Regions from separate parts of the Mus musculus genome. Here region 1 is linked to region 2. The links are chromatin loops, found by intact Hi-C in ENCODE. Cell type or tissue: heart. All regions are shown on one strand. Each heading gives the region's core, and the rest is flanking DNA. Links, peaks and the distances in the headings are about the cores only. Region 1 holds the start of Grcc10 (gene rich cluster, C10 gene). Region 2 holds the start of C1s2 (complement component 1, s subcomponent 2).

Region 1 (9,738 bases), core at 897-8,896, 99 kb after region 2:
TCACAGTATATAGTCATATCTCAAAGTATAGGAGAAGTAAGAGACGATAAAACCCAAACATGGCTAGAGTGTGGCTCTGTGTAAAATGCTTGCTTAGCATTTGGGTGGGAAACCCTGGCCTTCACCACCAACAGTCTTGCTGGATGCCATGTCACACATCTGTAATTCCAGCACATGGAAGACAGAGGTAAGGGGATGAGAACAAACCTGAAGCCAGCCTGGGCTTCATAAAGAGTTCCAAGCCAGCCAGGGCTATATAGCAAGCCCCTGGTGTGTGTGGGGGGGGGGGGGTGGGGGGGGGGGAGCTGGTTTTGTTTTGTTTAACAGTCTATGACGAGTACTTTATCATTATTGAAAACATCAAATATTACTTAACCTTCCTGCCTCTCTCCCTCCCACCCTCCTTTTAGGCTTTCTCTTCTTGCTAATACCCCTGAAAATATGCATGCTTGGGTATTACATTAAGCAAGATCCAGAACTCCGATAGACTCAGCTCATCCCAAGCGTCAGGAAGACCACATACAAAGCTTGTTCCAGCAAAGGGAGATCCGTAGAACAATATGAACGAACCAGTACCCCCAGAGTTCATGTCTCTAGCTGCATATGCAGCAGAAGTTGGCCTAGTCGGTTATCAATGGGAGGAGAGGCCCTTGGTCTTGCGAAGATCATATGCCCCAGTACAGGGGAATGCCAGGGCCAGGAAGCGGGAATGGGTGGTTTGGGGAGTAGGTCAGGGGGAAGGTATAGGGGACTTTGGGGATATCATTTGAAATGTAAATGAAGAAAATATCTAATTTTTAAAAATTCAGGGCAGGGGGGAGATCTGCCAACATCTGAGCTTGCCTCCATCCCAACCTTCAGGGTCATATCTAGCAAAAGACTCGTGACTTCACTTAAACAGACATGATTACAAGTATGCACGCCCCTCATGCCGCTTACTCTCTGCCAATGACATATCTTGTATAGAAGCACAACTCACACATATCCCACCATCTGGGTTCACCCATATCCATCCCTTGCTGGGCAGATCCCCAACACAACAGGCACACAGGAAGGCCCATACTGCTTGGCACCATACTAACTGCACCAGTACGAAGACTCTCTTTCCAGAATTAAGCCCACTCTGTGGGAGGGAGCTCACGAGGCACCTAATACTTCTGACCCCTGATGTGTATCTAAAGGATGTCAAGCCAGAAAATGTAGTGCTCTAATAAGACGGAATACACATCCTGTCCCCAGGCAGGAAAATAATAACAGTCTTCCAAGAAGCAAGGCACAGGGCCTTTGACCACCTATGATGTTGGGATTTCGTCTTTGTTTTAAGCAGACTTAAGGAGGCTGACAGTCCTAAACATAAATGCGTGGTGTCTAGCAGAGAAAGAGATTCCTTTGGGAAGCAAGAGATAAAAGAACACATCAAGGTCAATGGTGATGCAGGAAAGAGAGGCCCTGGGTACCTACCAAGGACAAAATACCACCATTATATGGTACTAGAATTCTCTGGATCTTGGTATTTCTGCCCGATAAATGAACTTCACAAGGTTTCCTAAATTCAGACCTAAAAAGCCAATAAAGCAGCCAGGTGTGGTGGCTCATGCCTGTAGCCCCAGTATTCAGGAGGCTGAAGCCTGGGACAGAAGGCCAAATGTGATGGTCCATGCCTGCCCTTGGGAGGTCTTCCTCGACGACATAACGGCTACGTGGCATAGCTTCATGTCATCAGCTTCAACATTTTACCCTGGATTCTGTCTTCTGATTCTGCATCTGCAGGTTCAGCCAGCTATAGACAGAAAGTATGCTCCCACTGGGTAGGCACAGACCCTTTTCCCTAGCCACAATTTCCTCAATACTACGATACAATGATTTGCATAGTATTTACATCGTATTAGGTACTCAAAGATGATAAAATCCACAGTAGTATAGGTGTGGGTTCCATGCAAATACATTTGTATAGTTTGGTATCTTCCAGTCACTCTGGAATCAATCCCCCATAGACTCTGGCAAGTGACTGTTTTCTGTTGCTGTGTAGCCTCGGCTGTCTTGGAACTCATTCTGTAGATCAGGCTAGCCTGGAAGTTAGAGACCCGCCCGCCTCTGCCTCCTAAATTCTGGGATTACAGGTGTGTGCCAGCCAACTCGGGGCTTTATGCCTGCTAGCCAATAACCCTAATCTTTGTTTTTATTATTTATTTAGACGACATCTTGCTGTATGTGGCCAGGCTAGCCTCAAACTCAAGATCCTCCTACCTCGGCCTCTCCTGTCATCCTACACCACTCTTCCCAGCTGAGACAACTGTATCGCTGTTATTGTAGCATGACAATCCTGTTTACTCGTGATGTGACTATCCCAAGTTTAGAAACAAAAGTGAAAACTGAAGGCTCATTCGGTAACTTGCCCACAGTCACGAGGTTCCAGTGAGTGGGAAGGTGAAAAAAACCCAAAGCTGTCTGAGGCCAGAGATCTGTTTGCCAACTGCACCATCAGGCTTTAAGGAGCTGCCGGGTACCGAAAAGCCTGGAGATGGAGATGGCGGATACAGGTCACCCCCACGGGCAGATGGACCAAGACACAGAGGTGTCATGGAAACCGTGCACTTGGGTTGTTCGGTGTAAGCAGAGCAAAGCAGCTGAACCAAAGCATGCAGGGGCTGGACCCCCGAAGCAGAGGTCTTCCAAGTCCAGGTTAAAGAACCAAGAAAGGTTCTATAATGGGAGATTCCTTGTCAAGGCAGATGGGAAGTCTCGGCACCACCCCCGGGCCGGCAGGGACGAGATACACACCGGAGGAAGAGGGTACACAGAAAGAATTGAATGAGTATGAAAAGCCAAACTCAGCAGGACCCCTGTACAGACCACCCACAAAGTCACCAGAACTCTCTGAGTGGGCCTTCACTACCCAAACTCCACCAGAAGTCTAAGGTGCCCATGGCTTTCTTCTTGGGTGAACACACTATCCTTTGCCCATTTGTCCCCAGACATCACTCAGCTCAGCTCAAACATCATCTGGAAGCCCTCCCTGTCAGCCAATTATGTCTCCAGAATACATCACTTGCTGCTTCTTTTCCTGCGTGTTAGTTAGTTAGTGCTTCGGCCATCTGAAATAATCCTAGTTATTGCCTGTGTATTCACTCTGTCATCTCTGGCTGGAATGCCTGCTCTCTAAGCAGAGATCATGTCTGCCTCATATTCATATTACCAACAAACATCGTCATCAGTACCTGTCCACCATGTCTGCTCACCATTCATCTATCAAAGTTTGCTTTCTTTGGGGAACAGTGAAAGAACCAAACTGTCTGTGTGTGGGGGTACGTGGGGTGTCTAGGAATGGAAGAGCTTTCTCAAATGTGCCCTCAGACTGCCATGTCTGAGGTGATGCGAGCTACACAAGGGGGAAAGAGATCCTAGACAAGAGGCAGAAGCAGGAGGACCACAGGCCAGTGGTTAAAAATAAGAAAAGATTTGGGGTGGGGGCGGGGGAAGAGGCAGAGGAAATGAGCCTGGAGGTCTTGTATCTTGTGGTAAGGAGAGAGAGTTCACAGGGACAGGACGGGGACCCAGGGCAGGGGTATTAGTGGGAGTAGACTATTTTTGTAGGCATATTTGTTGAGGGTGTGAACAATGTCCATCCACCTAGACAAACAGGAGTCTGTGGGACACACACAAGTGGTGGAGGGGACTTACCCGCGGGACAACATCTCCCGGGAGGAGTGGGGAGAAGTCACAGGCAAAGGGCGACGGGGGCGGGGCCAATCGAGTGGCACAGCTGTTCAGGGATCCAGACCTTCAGGAAGAATATATTTCGTTTCTTGGCCACTTCCTCCTCTATCCAGCCTGTCAAACCAATGGGACTCTGAGGCCAAGCCCCTGGATTACAGGTCTCTGAGAGAAGAACGGTGGGGCGGGGCTGGCCAGAGTCCGCCCGCCCACCACGGCCAAATTCCCCAGAGGACTGCAGGAGTGCAGCAGGCTTCAGGCCTGTCCAGGCCTACTTCCCTGGGAAGGGGAGGAGCCACCTGCTGTTCTACCTGGAGCTCAAACTGCTGGAGCAGAAGGAGGGCGGGTAGAAGCAAAGCCCAGGAAGTAACCCTAGCCAAGGGACCGCCCTCGGAAGAGTACCTCTCTGACAGTGGAAAGCAGAGAGCCCAAAGAAGAGCCTGGGCCCGCTGCTCTAGGAGGTGCCACCTTTGTGAGCAAACCTCCCAGGGTACCAAGAGGCCCATCTTAGCCTCCCACACCCTAGGTCTCATGAGAGCAGGGTTGGTCCCAGCGAAGAGGATAGAAAGGGTCTAAAGGAGGGGAAAGGCTAGAGGCGGCTGGGTGGCAACAAGAGGGGGTAATCAGGACTACAAATGACTGACACAAAGGTTTAGTCACAAGTACATTTATTATCCTCTGGAACACAAGGGCCGCCTCCACAGCAGCAGCACACATACGAGAACCAATCTCAGGAGGCTGCCACACTGCTTCCAGAAGCAGGCCCATGGGGCGGCAGTGTCATGGGTGGCAGGAACAGGGCCTTCAGCTTGCCTGACAGGCTGGCAATCTCGGGATCCTGGGCTTCATAAGACTTGACCAGGCGGGCAAACTTAAGGACACCTGCAATCAGAAGCAAGTCAAGCCACACTGCTGGGGACCAGTGTGTGGAGGCAGCCAAGGGGGCTCCCTAGAGCAGAAGATCTCCTTTCGTCAGGCAGCCATCTGCAATAGAGGACAATTCACCCCCATGTCCTGCATGGCTTCAACCAACCCCGCCCCGGTTTTCACTAGGCACAACTGGATGCAATATAAAAAAGCCCTAAAACAGCTGGGCCTGCCCTTAATCCCAGCACTCGGGAGGCAGAGGTAGGTGGGTCTCTTGAGTTCGAGGCCTGCCTGGTCTACAGATTGAGTTCCAAGATAGCCAGGGCTACACAGAGAAACCCTGTCTCAAACAAACAAACAAAAAATTAAAAAGCATTATGTTTTCAGTCTCGGGTGAACCACGTTCAGCAGCTTAGCCTCAAGCAGCCTGATTTGAAAGAGACTCCCTGGTAGTCCTGGCTAGCTAACAAACAAACAAACAAACAAACAAACACAAAATTAATAAACAACTGTCCTTGGGAAGAGAGGGCTCAACCTGCCACACCAAACCTATTAGCCAAAAGGCAGACAAGAAAGAGTTCAGGTACACGAGAGAGTTCAGGTTAGAGCTGGGCCCAGTGACTCAAGCCTGTCACTTACTCAAAAGGCTGAGAAAGGTGGGTCTCTGGTTCAAGGCCATTCTGGGCAACTTACTGCGATCCTGACTCGGGGAGAGCTGGGAAGTTCGAGGGCCATGGAGAAACACTTGCCTATGTAGGGCTTTGGACTCTAGAGCCAGAACTTTTGTTTGGTGGGTTTTTGTTTTTTCAAGACAGGGTTTTCTTTGTATAGCCATGGCTACCCTGGAACTCCTCACCCTACATACCAGGCTGGCCTTGAACTCAGAGACCTGCCTGCCTCTGCTTCTCAAATGCTGGGATGAAAGGCCACTGTGGCCATGCCTGGCTTCAAGAGCCATAACTTTTCAGGCGGGGCTTAAGTCTAGTCCCTGAACTGTGAGTGGCAATGTTTGATGTGACTGCCGCCCTGTGGCGAGAAAAAGATCGATCGGGGGGGGGGGGGGGCATCATCATGCGTCCCACCCCCAGTCCATTCCTTTGCCAAGCCCTGTGGGACCCACCTTCCCCGTCGCAGCTGAAGCCATAGGCTTTAATAACCTCTTGTTGGATCTGTGTGGCTACGGGCAGCACAAATTGCAGCATCTTGCCCATATCGTTGCACGCATTGTCTCTAGCCTCGTCCATGCGCACGGCATTCTCTGGGGCCGAGAACGCTTGAATCACCTCCGCCAGGACCACTGCGAGACGGAAGCATCCCAGAGAGGTCCGCGGAGGACGGCGGGCGAGCCCAGAGGAGGGAAGAGGCAGGGAATTAGTGGGCCGAGGCCTGCAAGCAACCCGATAAGCTTGTCCTCCCAACCCTTCGCCCTAATGGGCAAGGGCCCCACTTGGAGAGGCAAAGAATAGTATCGCGCCCTCCCCCCAGAAGACGGCCCACACCCAGACTAGGCTCTTTCCTCACCCTTGGCCTGCTCCGCGCTCAGGGCCGCGGGCTGAGCCGAGGCGGACGCCATAGAACGCCACTCGGTGCTTGAGTAGTGGGAACACAGAAGAGATCCGGAGAACCCTGCAGCCAGCCACCTCCCCCACGGATGCAGGCCAGAGGAGGCAGAAAGGAAGCGGGACCGCACGAGGCGGAAGTCTCAGAGCGTGGCTCTAGCACATACGCGTTTCCTAGGAAACCAGAGAAGGATCAAAGCCCCTCTCACACACCGGGGAGCGGGGAAGAGAACTGTTTTGCTTTCATTGTAGACCAGTGAAATTGGGAGGGGTTTTCCGACCGAAGTCAGAAAACCTGCTAGACAAATTCTAAAAGAGCTGTAACACTTGCGGAAGTGCGTCTGTAGCGAGCCAGGGAAGGACATCAACTCCACTTTCGATGAGGGTGAGATCAAGGTGCCATTTCCACACCCCTCCACTGATATGTGAATCACAAAGCACAGTTCCTTATTCGGTTCGATAAACAATATTCTAAAAGACTATTAAAACCGCTCGTTTCTTGAGTTTGTGACCGCTTGTAAAGGCTATGCAAATGAGTCAGTGCTGATTGGCTGAAAACAGCCAATCACAGCTCCTATGTTGTTAAAAAAAAAAAAAGAGCTTCGCGAGATTAAAGGCTTGGAGCTAAAGCCGAAGTGAATCGGACTTAAGTAGTGGCAGGCGATGTGGCCCGATGTCTTGTAGTCTCATCCTTACAAGTTCCCCACACTGCAAAGACTCTGGAACATCAGGCCCGACCGGGCATAGCGCCACATTTCTGTGATACCAGCACAAAAGCTGAGAAGTTCAAGGCCAGCTTGGGCTCCATGGCCCTGCTTCATTAAAAATAGAGGGGTTGCAAAGATGGCTCACCCTGCTTGGCAATTCCTAACTGCCCTAACTCCAAGCTACAGGGACCCAACAGCTTCTGGTCTCTTTTGAGGCCTTGCATTCATAAGCGCAGACATGAGCTCATACACCTAACTATTAGTAAATCTTTTACAAATACTAATCTTATTGGCCTCCATGTTATACACCTTTAACTGTTTCAAATCATAAACTATGCTGAGAAGGGATTCAGATCTCTGAAACTGTCTCTGGAGCACTCTGGTGGCACATTATGTCAGTGATGTACTTCCAAGGGCTGAGTAGGTCTTAGATTTGCTTATGCTTGCTGTGCGCCTATTCTTGCTCTGAACGGCCTCAGGAGCCTGAACTCCCCAATCTAAAGGTCTAGGACAGGGCACCCCATAAGTATAGCTGAGCATCCAAGATCAAGAAGAGCCTTGTCAGGTTAAAGAGATGGCTCAGGGGGTTAAGAGCACAGACTGCTCTTCCAGGTGTCCTGAGTTCAATTCCCAGCAACCACTTGGTGGCTCACAACCATCTGTAATGGGATTTGATATTCTCTTCTGGTATGCATGAAGACTCTTGTAAAATAAATGAGTAATAAAAAAGAGCCTTGTCCAACTCCTAAGTTTCCATAAGAAAACCCCATTCATCCCTTCCCACTTCCCCTACAACAACCAGACCTCTCTCCCTACCCACCCCAACACCCTACCCACTGCAACCACCCTCCCCCAAATAAAAAACACGTCACAGACATATTCCTGGGGAACTGTGAGGATGTTTTTGTTTGGTTGGTTTTGGTCAGGATGTTTTTTAAAGAGCATCATATAGATATTTATATATATAAATTATTAATGTGGGACGGGTAAGGGCACATATCGCCGAGGGAGGGGGTGCACACACAGGGATGGGGCGGGGCAGCACACAATGCTACGCAAAACAGCCACATCTAACAGATGAAAAAAATCACACCAATGGGTTAGGGGAGGGGCAGTGGCCACCAAGGATTCGGCATAGAGGAGAAGAAAAGCAGGGGATAGGAGGAGGGACCTGGTCCAAGATACTGTGCACTTTCTGCCCCCACCCTTGCCACTTCCCACCTCTGCACACAACCCCGGGCCCTGACCTTGTCTGTCCCTTCTTCCCTCCCTCCCTCTACCCAGCTGCAGGAGCTCTGCAAGCGGGCAGCACCCTCTCCTCGGCTGGGGGTGGGGTGGGGTCAAAAGGTTGGGGTGGTCCTCCAAGGTCTGGATGAAGGAGCAGTGGGTGCTGTCTGGATCGCAGCTCTACAGCGGCTTGTCACTCTCCTTCTTCAGGTGACTAGATAAGAGGCAATGCAGAGATGAGACTGAGAAAGGGGGCTTCCCCTCCCAAGGGCTCGGTGTCCTGTTGGACCATGCCCAGAACCCACTTCCCCTTGTGCTCTGGGGGCAACCTGGAGTACCTGTAGTAGTCTTCCTGGGCAGGTAGTGGCACGCTGTGCAATGGGTGATGAGCATGTAGCCACTGCTGCTGTTCCAGCGCCAAGCGCTGCAGCTCAGCTGACTGCGCGTGCATGGCCTGCAGCTGATGAGCCGCTGACATTGGAGCAGAAAGGGAGGCCGGCAGGTCCCGGTAAGGGGCAGCTGTGAGAAGAAGGCACAGGAGTAAATGACTGCTGGATGGGGACAGTCAGCCAACGTTCCAGACAGACAGAGGAAGCTGAGGCTAAAATGCAAAGTTACAGCACCTAGCCTATGCTCTATCTGTCGGCCTGTGGTGGAACGGAACGAGCCCTAGCTCTTGAGGCTCCTTTAGAAGGGAACGAGCCCTAGCTCTTGAGGCTCCTTTAGAAGGGCCTCAGGTCTCCGTTTCTATCTTAGCTGCTCACATCTCTCTCCAAACTCCATTTGGCCCTTCTACCCCCCCGAGTTCCTCTGTTCTGGTCTTCCCTCACGTACGCCTCCCCTCCTCCATCCTTACCAAAAAGCTGGTGACGAAGAACTTCGTTCTCGTGCAGAGGGTGAGGAAGAAGGGGGTTGGGGAGGGTCCCAGCTGGGTAGGGGATCCGGGTAAGGTGAGACCCTGAGGCCAGGGGGTCAATGAGAGGGTGCACCGAGGCAGAGGCTGGAGGGCAGAGAAGAGGAAGGTGTCACCAGGAGGCAGGGTTGGGGACAACTATGCACTGGGGTGGAGGGATCTAGCTTGTGAAGAGACAGACACAAGGATCCAAAGCAGAACCAAGGTGGGAGAGAGGAGCTAGACCCTCTGAGATGACAGAGCAGCTGGAGAAGAGACACGGAAGACTGAAGACAGGATATTACAGAGCAGAGAAGCAAAGAAAAGACTGGACTCCTCAGAAAAGATGAAGGGTAAGTTTAGGAAACACTTCTTTCTTAAGTTTAAGAAATGTATCAGGGAGAACTATTAGGAGCTGGTGTGAACATGAGCAGACTGTGATGCCTAAAAATGCCCGGAGTTGAATTGCTTAAGGCCAGCCGGGCAGTGTTCTGGGCTATAAACTACAGTATATAAAACAGTATATAAGCTCATTATTGCCTATGGCTAAGTTTCATGGACTTCCCTAAAAAGTTCTAAATCTACAGATGGGCAGAAATACAGAAGACTCCGAGATGTAAGGAAAAGGAGACGCTGACACCAAACAAGCTCTGTATACAGAGAAACAAGCACATCGATGTGTGAAGGGCACGGAGAGGGTATGAACATAAGAAAGGAAGGTGGTTCTTCCAAAGGCTCCATGTTGATCTGTTATCAAGGATAGAGGGGCTGG
Region 2 (9,738 bases), core at 881-8,880:
AGTCAGCAGTCCTGGCTGTCTTTATCTGACAAGTACAGGTGCCTGCTTTGGTAGTGAGGGACCACCCAGGGCTCAGTGTCACCTTTGAAAGAATACCATAGAAATAGGTACCTGTCAGGAATGGTCATCACATGATACTATGACACCCTCCCCAGTGAGATTTAGACTAACTTCCCAGACCAGCCCTGAATTAACCCTGTCCCCCAACCATCTTCCAATATTCCTACAATTGAGTGAGGAGTTTCTCCCTGTCTTTTGTGTCCTCCTCCACCCACTCCTGGCCCCTTGCATCGGTCTCTGCATTTCCACACAGGCTGGAGCTTCCAGACCGATCCTCTCCCATTCAAGCCTGCCCCCTTTGACAAGCTATTACAGGTGTTGCTTCTGCTGGTGGCCCAATGGCCACTGAAGGAGGAAAGTGTTTCCTTCAGTAGGGACAGGAAGGGACCTTGGGAGACACTAATCAGAAAGAAAGTATGCCCCTTTGGTAAAAGGTTGCAGAGTGCTGGAAAAGAGAAAGCTAACTGAGAAAAGTCAGGACATTCAGATATGCCTTCCCTTACTTTTCTCAAGTTGGTTTGTTTTGTCCTTTGCTTAAAGAGCAAGGTATCTTCCCATAGTTCCCAGAAAAGTCTTTCACAAATTGCCTCTACCCTTGAAACACTGCTGTGTGAAAGGATGAGGCTTGTGGGGTGGGGCTATGGTCCTGCATATGAGAACCTGTGTGAGTTCCTTCCAACCCTCCATCTTTGCTCCAAACCTTACTCTACATGTCTTTTCCTGTTCCTTCATCAAAGCTTCTCTCTTTAAGTCTTGCTTTTTAAAGATTACCTACAGGAGCTGATGGGAACAAGTGGGCCAGCCTCCTCTCCTGCCTCTGGTCATGCAGTTAAGCCCCTGCAGCTCCAGAGGGAGTGGCCTTTGCAGGAAGCTCCTCCCCACCTCCCTGTTCTGTTTGCTCTAAAGATTCCCTAAGGGAGTGTGTTTTTGCATGTCCAAAATTCCCTGTTCCAAACAGAGGGGGCTGGGAGATCACAATCTAGTTAAGAGTAATCAGCCTTGATCTTAGAGCGCTCTCTGCGTTTAAAACAAGAACTGCACCAGCTTCGCTGGGCTGTGAGGTCCAGAGCAAAAGGGGGCAATGGGGGAATTTTGAGATTGCCTAATTCTCTCTTACAGCCAAAGGGTGTGTTTCAGAGCTTTTGAGGAAGTCAGGCGATTTATCTTCTTAAGGAGGGAAGGGTTAACTGGCGGGGGGAAACTAAACTCAGAAAGTCCAACCCTCTATCTGTGTGAGTCACGAATCAAAGGAAGAGAGTCATCAGAAGTAGAAGCCATTGTCTGGAGGCTCTAGGAGGCAAGATGGCTCAGCTTAGAAAGGTACCTACCTCCAGGCAGAAAGACATGAACTCTACATCCCCTGGGACCCACATCATAGGTGAACCAACAGTTCCTGCAAGCTGTCTTCTGAGACCATGTCAATGCAATTCTTTCTTTAATTAATACATAAATGCAACTCATCCTGCCCCGAGACAATTTACACCTAGACTGCGGGCGGCATGTGCTCTCAAGGTTTCTTCATCCCGAAAGTCCCATCTCAAGGCTGGGCAAGGTGGTTAATGCCTGTAAGTCCAGAAGAAGAATTTCTGAGAATCTGAGTCTAGCCTGGGCTACATAGAGAGTATCAGGCTGGCTAGTTCTGTATAGTACATTTGTTTCTTGTTTAATTTGATGCACAGCTATGACCTCAGTACTTAGGAAGTGAAGCCAGGAGCTATCAGAAAATCAGGGACAGTCTTTCTTTATATAGTCATTTGGAGGTCAACCTGGGCTACCTAAGATCCAAAAAGGCTTGCCTAATGTTGTTTCTCCAACTCTAATACACTTGCCCTCAAGCGTCATTCTAAGTCCATTTGGAAATTATTTATTAACAAAGACATGAAAAGATGGTTCTGAGGTGAAGAGCACTGCTGTTCTTCCAGAGGACCCAGGTTCAAGTCCCAGCACTGGCATGGTGGCTCACAACATTTTTTCTTTTCTTTTTTTAAAGATTTGTTTATTATTATTATTATATGTAAGTACACTGTAGCTGACTTCAGACACACCAGAAGAGGGCATCAGATCTCATTACGGATGGTTGTGAGCCACCACGTGGTTGCTGGGATTTGAACTCAGGACCTTTGGAAGAGCAGTCAGTGTACTTAACCACTGAGCCATCTCACTGGCTCACAACTTTCGATGTAATTCTGGTTCCAGGAACCTGACACCTTCTGGTCTCTATGGCCACCAGGCATTCATGTCGAACACATACATATATGCTGGCAAAATGCTCATACACATAAAATCAAATAATAAAATCTAAAAGAAAATTTTTAAATAGCAATGAACCGTTTTCCCCCTCCTCCTCTTTCCCCTCCTCCTGTTCCTCCTTCTCCTCCTCCTTCCCCTTCTTTATTCTTCCTTGCAGCTGGGTCTCACTGTGTAGCCCAGGCTGACTTGGAACTTTCTATGCAGTCCAGGGTAACCTTGAACTCACAGAGGATGCCTGTCTCTGCCTCCAAGTGCTGTTGCCACCATGCCAGGCTACAGAATATGCTTTTTAGGCCAAAGCCTATATGACCTTACACATGGCCTCATTCCTTCCCCGGCATATCTCTGGGAACCTCCAAAGCAATATCAAACCTTTGTTTGCAGTAAGAATAACCTCATGACTGGAGAGTTGGGTCAGTGCTTAAGACCAATAACTGTTCTTCCTGAGGACCCAAGTTCAAATCCCAGCACAAAGAGTTTTACAACCTCCCATTAATTCCCTGTTCAGGGGATCTAATGCCTTCCTCTGCCCTTCAAGGGCTCATTCTTACACATGCTACACATAAGCTTGCACATTGACACACACATGTAACACTAATAAGTAAATTAAGTAGCTTTAAAAAGAATAGTTTAAGCAGGGAATGGTCCACATATTTACTCCCACCACTTGAGAGGCAGGCAGATCTCTAGGAGTCTGGGGCCAGTCCGGTCTACATAGCAAGTTCCAAACCAGCTGGAACTTAATAGTGTGGCGATAGATAGATAGATAGATAGATAGATAGATAGATAGATAGATAGATAGATAGATGGATGGATGGATGGATGGATGGATGGATGGATGGATGGATGGATGGATGGACGGACGGACGGACGGACGGACGGACGGACGGACGGACGGACGGACGGACAGACAGACAGATAGACAGACAGACAGACAGATTAAAAGCAAAAGGCTTGGGCAATGGTGGTGCATGCCCTTGATCCAGCTCTTAGGACGCAGAGACAGGTGGATCTCTTTGAATTTGAGGCTAGTCTGATCTACAGAGTGAGTACCAGGACAGCCAGGGATAAACAGAGAAACCCTGTCTCAACACAAACACACACAGAGAAAGAGAGAGAGAGAGAGAGAGAGAGAGAGAGAGAGAGAGAGAGAGAGAGAGAGAGAGAGAGAGAGAGAGATCTTCTCCCATTAGCACACTGTCCTTTGGCTACTGAATAAGAAGGGTATCCCTGGGAAGAAACATGGAGGGCTCTGTATCTCTAAACCTGCTGCCAAGCCTGCAGTAGGGCCCATTCCAGCCAGCTCCAAGTGTGGGACAGGATGGGGCTCATGGGCCTGCCTGTGGAGTTAATGTGCTCAAGTCCTGGGAGAGCCCAAGATGCTCATGCCTGCGTTCAAGGCGGTGGCCAAGACCAAGAACAAGCCACAGATAAAAACTGCTAGGAGGTCTTCACACAAGAAGAAGGGACCACCAGTGAAGTCGTAGTCACAGAGCTCCCATGGTGGGACCACCCTGGGAGACATGACAATGTTAAAAACAGAGACTCTTATGACAGATCACAAGGACAGCAATGGCTGTTTCAACTGAGCGACCTTCCTATGCCTCTAAGCTCCACAGGTAGGCCTTTCAGCCACCCCACCACCACCACCGCCACTGCCACATGCTTGAGAGGCAAGCGTCCTCTCTCTGAGAGCTGGGAGATCAGGGAAGTCAGTTTCCCTGTCCAGTCACTGTGGAAGTGCTGGGGCTTGCACACTTTCATTTTCCCCTCACAAATGCAGTAGAGTAGAATCCTCTCCATCACCCACAGCCCTGCCCCCATCCCAAACCCAGTCCCCAGCTGGAAGCATGTTCCTGCCACAAGGCAGCCATCTAGTGTTGAAAATTAAAACATGGCTTTTTTAAAAAAAATGCTTAAAAAGAATCTTGCATTTCTTGTAACCTAGGTTTTACTTATCAGCCCTAACCCTATCCAGTGCTAGGAAATGCTGTGTCCTCATTCGGGGTCCTTATCCACCAAAACCAGTACCTACAGCTGCGACAGACACTCAAAGGTGTCTCTTCTTTGAGAAGCCCACACCTTTCTTCTTGGTGTGTCTATTTTCTTCCTCACTGCCACTTATACTTAAAATAAGGTTTTACAAACTTTTTTTACTGTTTTTATTTGTTTATTTCTTGTTTGTTTGTTTGTTTGTTTTTTCAAAACAGGATTTCTCTGTGTAGACCAGGCTGGCCTCAAATTTGGAGAAGATCTGCCTGCGTCTATCTCCCACTTGCTGGAATTAAAGGCTTGTTCCCCACCACTACCACCACCAGGGTTTGTGGTGGTGGTGGTGGTAGTGTTGTTGTTGTTGTTGTTGTTGTTGAGTGTTCTGGATCCCCCCCTCCCCTTTACCTCACCCTTCTCAACCAGGCTAGCCCCTAACTCAGAGATCCCCATGCCTCTGCCTCCCACAACTCTGTGATTAACCACCAAAACGAGCTTTAAAAAGGAAAAGAAAAAAACCACTTTTCCAAAGAGCTCCATCTCTATTTCCTGCTGTCTTGAAATTCTGTTGGGGGGCGGGGGGGGGGGGTCGTGCAGGCTCTGATGCCATCCCCACCTCCAGGGACACTCTTGGGTGGAACTTTTTAGTTTCTATTTTAACCTGGAGCCCAGTCTTCAGAACCCCATCGCTGGTGGGCAGCTCCACCTCGTAGAGCATCTTCTACAAAAGAAAACTCACTTTTTTAACCTTTATTTCTGTGTGAGTTTTATTTATTTATGCCTTACCTTACTACATACCATGCGCGTGCAGTGCCTGAAAATACCAGAAGGCGGCAGCAGATTCCGTGGGAGTTAAATGGCCAGTTGTGAGCCTCCTTGTGGGTGCAGGGGAATTGAACCTGTTCCCCTGGAAGGGAACCATTGCTCTTAACAGCTGAGCCATCTCTCTGGCCTATTGGACAGTCATTCATCGACTCTTTCCAGGTATTTCAGATACGCATCTCTTTTATGACTCCTACCATTGACTTTCATGAAATCACTGTTATAAAGCATTTTCCTCGTAGGGCAGAAAGCTTTCTCTTGGACCACATGCTTGTTGGGTACAAAAAGTCACCAAACAGGTACTTTTTGTTTTCGTTCTAAGACAGGTTCACATTAATTTCAGGCTAACTTCAAACTCACTATGCAGGAAAGGCTCGAAAACCCTTGAAATTCTGATTCTCCTCCATCTTCTTTTGGGTGCTGGGATTATAGGTATCACACCAAACTATTCTGCTTTTTAATTTCAGTCACTAACTATCATGACTTTAAGCTACCTGCAACACCAGCAAACTCACCTCTAGTTACTCTTCAACCCTGAAATGCATCCAGGAAGCTGGAAATTTCCCACTCTCAAGCTCGTGAACGAATCACTTGAATCCCAGGTCAGGCCCTTCTCCTTTCTCTTCTGTGCTCCTGTGTGTAGGGCGGAATTTGCCAACCCAGCACACCACAGCTATGCCTTGCACTCACAAATAAAAGCTGGACTGCTCTGCTGCTCATGTGATGCCTGTAGGAAGTAGGTTCTATAATGAAACATTATTAGAAAGAAAAACAGTCAGACCTGTTCCAGGCTTGCTCACCAGCCCGTGGCGCTCCTGAGAGACACTAAAGCGGTGGTTCTCAACTTTCCCAAGGCCACAGCCCTTTAATACACTTCCTCAGGTTGTGGTGACTTCCCCCCAATGCATAAAATTATTTTCATTGTTACTTCATAACTGTAATTTTGCTACTGTTATGGGGTGCAATGTACATATTTTGGAGCTACAGGTTTGCTAAGAAGGGTTACGACCCACAGGTTGAGAGCCTTCAGATACCAGGTCTTATAAGACAAAGTTGGATCGTGGGGCAACTTTGCTTCTTCTGCTCTTTGCTCCAAGTGGGACAGGAAGCCTCTGCCACCACACACTGTAGCCATTATGTGCAGTGTTGTCACAGATCCAAAACAACAGGAAGAAGTGACTGTGGACTGGAATCTATGAGACCATGAGCCAAAATCAACCCTTCCTTAAGATTAGTTGCTTATCTTGGGTATTTGGTTTTTTTTCCCTACCCTAAAGAATTGAAGCTTGAAAGGGGAATTAAAATGTTCAGCATTTCCACAGCAGGCCAAACCCTGTTTTCCAGATCCAAGCTAACCCCTTTCCCGTCTCATCATCCCTGGGTTTATCCTACACCAGTTGAGAAATACATCTTCCTTGACAACAGCCCTACTACACATTTCTGAAACTAAGATGCTCATCAGAGTCAGATCCGAGGTGGTGGTTTCTCCAAATGTCTTACGACTCACAAGCAGAGTGCCCTTTCTCTAGTGACTGCTTATTGTGGCCTCCAGGGTGGGGAACACAGCCTGATGGGTAGAGTACCTTCCTGGCATGCCCCAGGTCCCGAGGTCAATCCCTACTACCACAGAGAAAGGAAAACAGAAACCTTTACTATGTCTTCATGATTCATTTATCTATCAAACAAGGTTCTTATTGATTTGTGGTACTTCAGACTGAACCTAGGCTGCTCTGCCAAGCACTGGAGCACTGAGCACCTCCCCAGCCCTCTTTTTAGTAGTTTGGGGTTTTTAAGATGTTTTTATAGGGTTGGTGAGATGGCTCAGCGTGTGAAGGTGTTCACTACCAAGCCTGATGACCGAAGTTAAATCCCCAGGACCTACTTGATAGAAGAAGAGAACTGACTCGAATGGGTGTCCTCTGCCCTCCGCACATGCACACACATCTTGTATAGACAGACAGACACACACACACACGCACACAACACACATAAATAATAAAAATTTTGAATTAATTTAAAAGGAATTTCTTTGCAGTTTTGTGTTAACTATGTGTGTCTGTATACATACCATAAGCGTGCAGGTGCCGATGGAAGCCAGAAGAGGATGTCAGATGCCCTGGATCTGGAGTTATGGGTGGTTGTGAGCTGCCCCACCTGAATTCTGGAAATGTCTTTTGCAAAATAACGAGTGTTCCTTACCTGCTGAGCCATCTGTTCAGCTGTCCCCCGCCCCCCTGCCCTCTTGTCTCCTGTCCCCTGATCCTGTCCCTAGAGCCTTCTCCACACCCACTCCCATGGACTTTGTTGTTGTGTAGACAGAGTTTTCTTGAGCTGCCAGGCTGGCCTTGAATTTATAGTCTCATGCCCTGGCCTCAGTAGCTATGATTATAGGCCCACTTCACCTACACTGTACACAGACATACACTGAGTGTCTCCTCTATACTGAGAATACAAACACAGGCAAGGATCTTCATCTGTTCCCTGCCCTGTGTGCCCCCTCCTTCCCCAGCCCCAAACTCAGAAGGAACTTTCTTTCCAAGCCAGATTAATGGTGCATCCCAGTACCCAGCACTGAGCAGGGACAAGGCACTGAAGAGTACCAAGCCACCAGGACTACAGACACAGTCAGACCCCGCCTCAAAAAATACATTTTTTTAAACGAAAAGAAACTTACTTTCTAGTGGGAAAAAAGGCAAAAAAAAAAAAATTGTGTGAAAGTTTAATGATAACACAGTGGGTTTTATTTTCCTGTGTATATGTGATTAGCTTTTCAATTTATTATCTTCTGGAGAAGTAACCATCTGGTTTGCTTCTAAAAGTGAACATATTAGTCAGTTTTTTATTTATTAATTTATTTTGCTAGCAACCTTTTCTTTTGAATGCACAAAACAAGATGACATATATAGTTGATTTTTTTTTAAGTTGGGGGCAGGCTGGGCTGGAAAGATGCCTTAATGGTTAAGAGCACTGACTGCTCTTCCAATGAACAGGTGAGTTCAATTCCCAGCAACCACACAGTGGCTCACACTCATCTGTAATGGGATCTGATGCCTTCTTCTGGTGTGTCTGAAGACAGCTACAGTGCACTCATATAAATGAATATTTTTTTTAATTTTTGAGCTAGGTGGGGTTTTATTTTTGTTAGATGATATTGTTTTGAAACAAGATCTCACTCTGTAGCCCAGGTTAGCCACCAATTCCATGGTAATTCTACCATCAGTCACTTGAACACTGGGATACAGGTGTGTCGCCACACTCAGCAGTTTTTTTTGTTTCATTTTGTTTTGTTTTATTTTGTTTGATTGGGTGGTTTGGTTTGGTTTTGGGTTTTTTAGTTTGGTTGGTTTGTTTTGGCTTGGTTTGGTTGTGTGGTTGCTGGTTTGTTTGTTTGCTTGCTTGTTTGGGATGTTGTTTGTTTGTTTGTTTGTTTGTTTGAAACAGTATTTCTCTGCATAGCCTGGCTGTCCTGGAACTTGTTCTATAGATCAGGCTGACCTCGAACTCACAGAGATCTGCCTGTGTCTGCTTCTTGCGTGCTGAGATTAAAGGCATGTGCCCCTATGCCTGGCTTTATTTCTTTTTCGGAGGACAGAGTCATGCTACACAGCCCAAGCTGGCCTTGATCTCACACTGCTGTTGTTGTTGCTGTAGTTGTTGTTGTTGTGGTTGTTGTACTGTGGGTTGAGCCTTCAGTTTTGAACACGCTAGACATGTGCTATCCCACTGAGCCTGTATTCACAGGGTATTGGGCCACATTTTATTATGATGTTGTGTATAACTGACAGGCCACACCTGTGCAGTGGGTATGCGGAGGTCTGAACACAACTTGTTGCAGTCAGCGTTCTCTTCCATGTCTACACCAGATCTGGGGATTGAACTCCAGTTCCATCTTGTATGATGAGTAGTTTCCCCTCAGAGCCATCTCTGTTCCCTCCAGCCATCTTTGTACCTGTGTTTATTTCCAGACAGTGTCATGCTAAGGTTTCTGGGTAGGTCTTGATTCTGTAATCCTTCGCATCAGCTTCCTAAGTAGCTATGGTTAGTGGTCTATGCTTCCAGGCCCAGCTACAGGAAAGAGGTGGGGAACATGGGGGGAGAAGAAGGGCAGGGGGAGGAGGAAGGAGAGGGAGGAAGAGTGTCCTGAAATGGTACCCCTGTGGAGGTCTGTCAGAAATCGGCTCTCTCCTCCTACAGTGAGTTCCAGGGATCAAAGTCAGACCATCAAGCTTGTGGAGCAAGAGCTTTTATCTGCTAAGCCACTCACTGGCCTTGAGGTGGCTTTTCAATGTGCCCTAAACTCCTCCTTTGGTGACATGGAGTTTATGTCCTCTCTTCCCTTGAAGATGGCTGGGGCTCTGATCCCCACAACCAGCATAGAGTACAGTGGACTCTGCAAATTGCAAAGCCAGGTGGGAAAGGGACATCCTGCAGCTACAGCCCTAAGCGCCACAAATAATGTCTCCGAGTGCTCTGAAGGGCACTGTCCTGTCACTGCAGGCTTGCTTGCTCTTCTTTACACCTAGTTTCATCCTGTGGTCGGTTAAGTTACAACACATTTGAACTTCACTGTCCTAATGTCTCTTCTTAAACTGAACATCTTGACTGGTGGCAGGTGGG

The links. Peaks named below come from ENCODE experiments on the same cell type or tissue, not always from the same donor. Only the 100,000 strongest peaks of a DNase experiment are listed, where the experiment ranks them.
Region 1: a loop joins it to region 2, with 4 times the contacts of the local background. A loop is called at or near these places in 7 of 42 quality-filtered maps.

Annotation. Positions count from the first base shown.
Region 1 is chr6:124,734,818-124,744,555 of GRCm38, forward strand. It overlaps Grcc10 (gene rich cluster, C10 gene), which reads right to left and starts at 6,252. Exons shown (of 3, transcript NM_013535.2): 1 at 6,103-6,252; 2 at 5,702-5,878; 3 at 4,366-4,596. The coding sequence starts at 6,154. The coding sequence ends at 4,445. It overlaps Atn1 (atrophin 1), which reads right to left. Exons shown (of 10, transcript NM_007881.4): 8 at 8,931-9,074; 9 at 8,413-8,593; 10 at 7,727-8,288. The coding sequence ends at 8,255. It overlaps Rnu7 (U7 small nuclear RNA), which reads right to left and starts at 6,469; the gene lies at 6,408-6,469. It also overlaps a transcript of Ptpn6 not described here. In heart, for the core only: CTCF peaks have their summits at 5,596 and 5,839; DNase peaks (open chromatin) are centred at 3,914, 5,734, 6,284, 6,834 and 2 weaker places; H3K4me3 peaks cover 3,236 bases; H3K27ac peaks cover 3,305 bases.
Region 2 is chr6:124,636,085-124,645,822 of GRCm38, forward strand. It overlaps C1s2 (complement component 1, s subcomponent 2), which reads right to left and starts at 1. Exons shown (of 11, transcript NM_173864.2): 1 at 1. In heart, for the core only: CTCF peaks have their summits at 1,077 and 5,126 (motif pointing right); no DNase peak of the experiment used is centred there.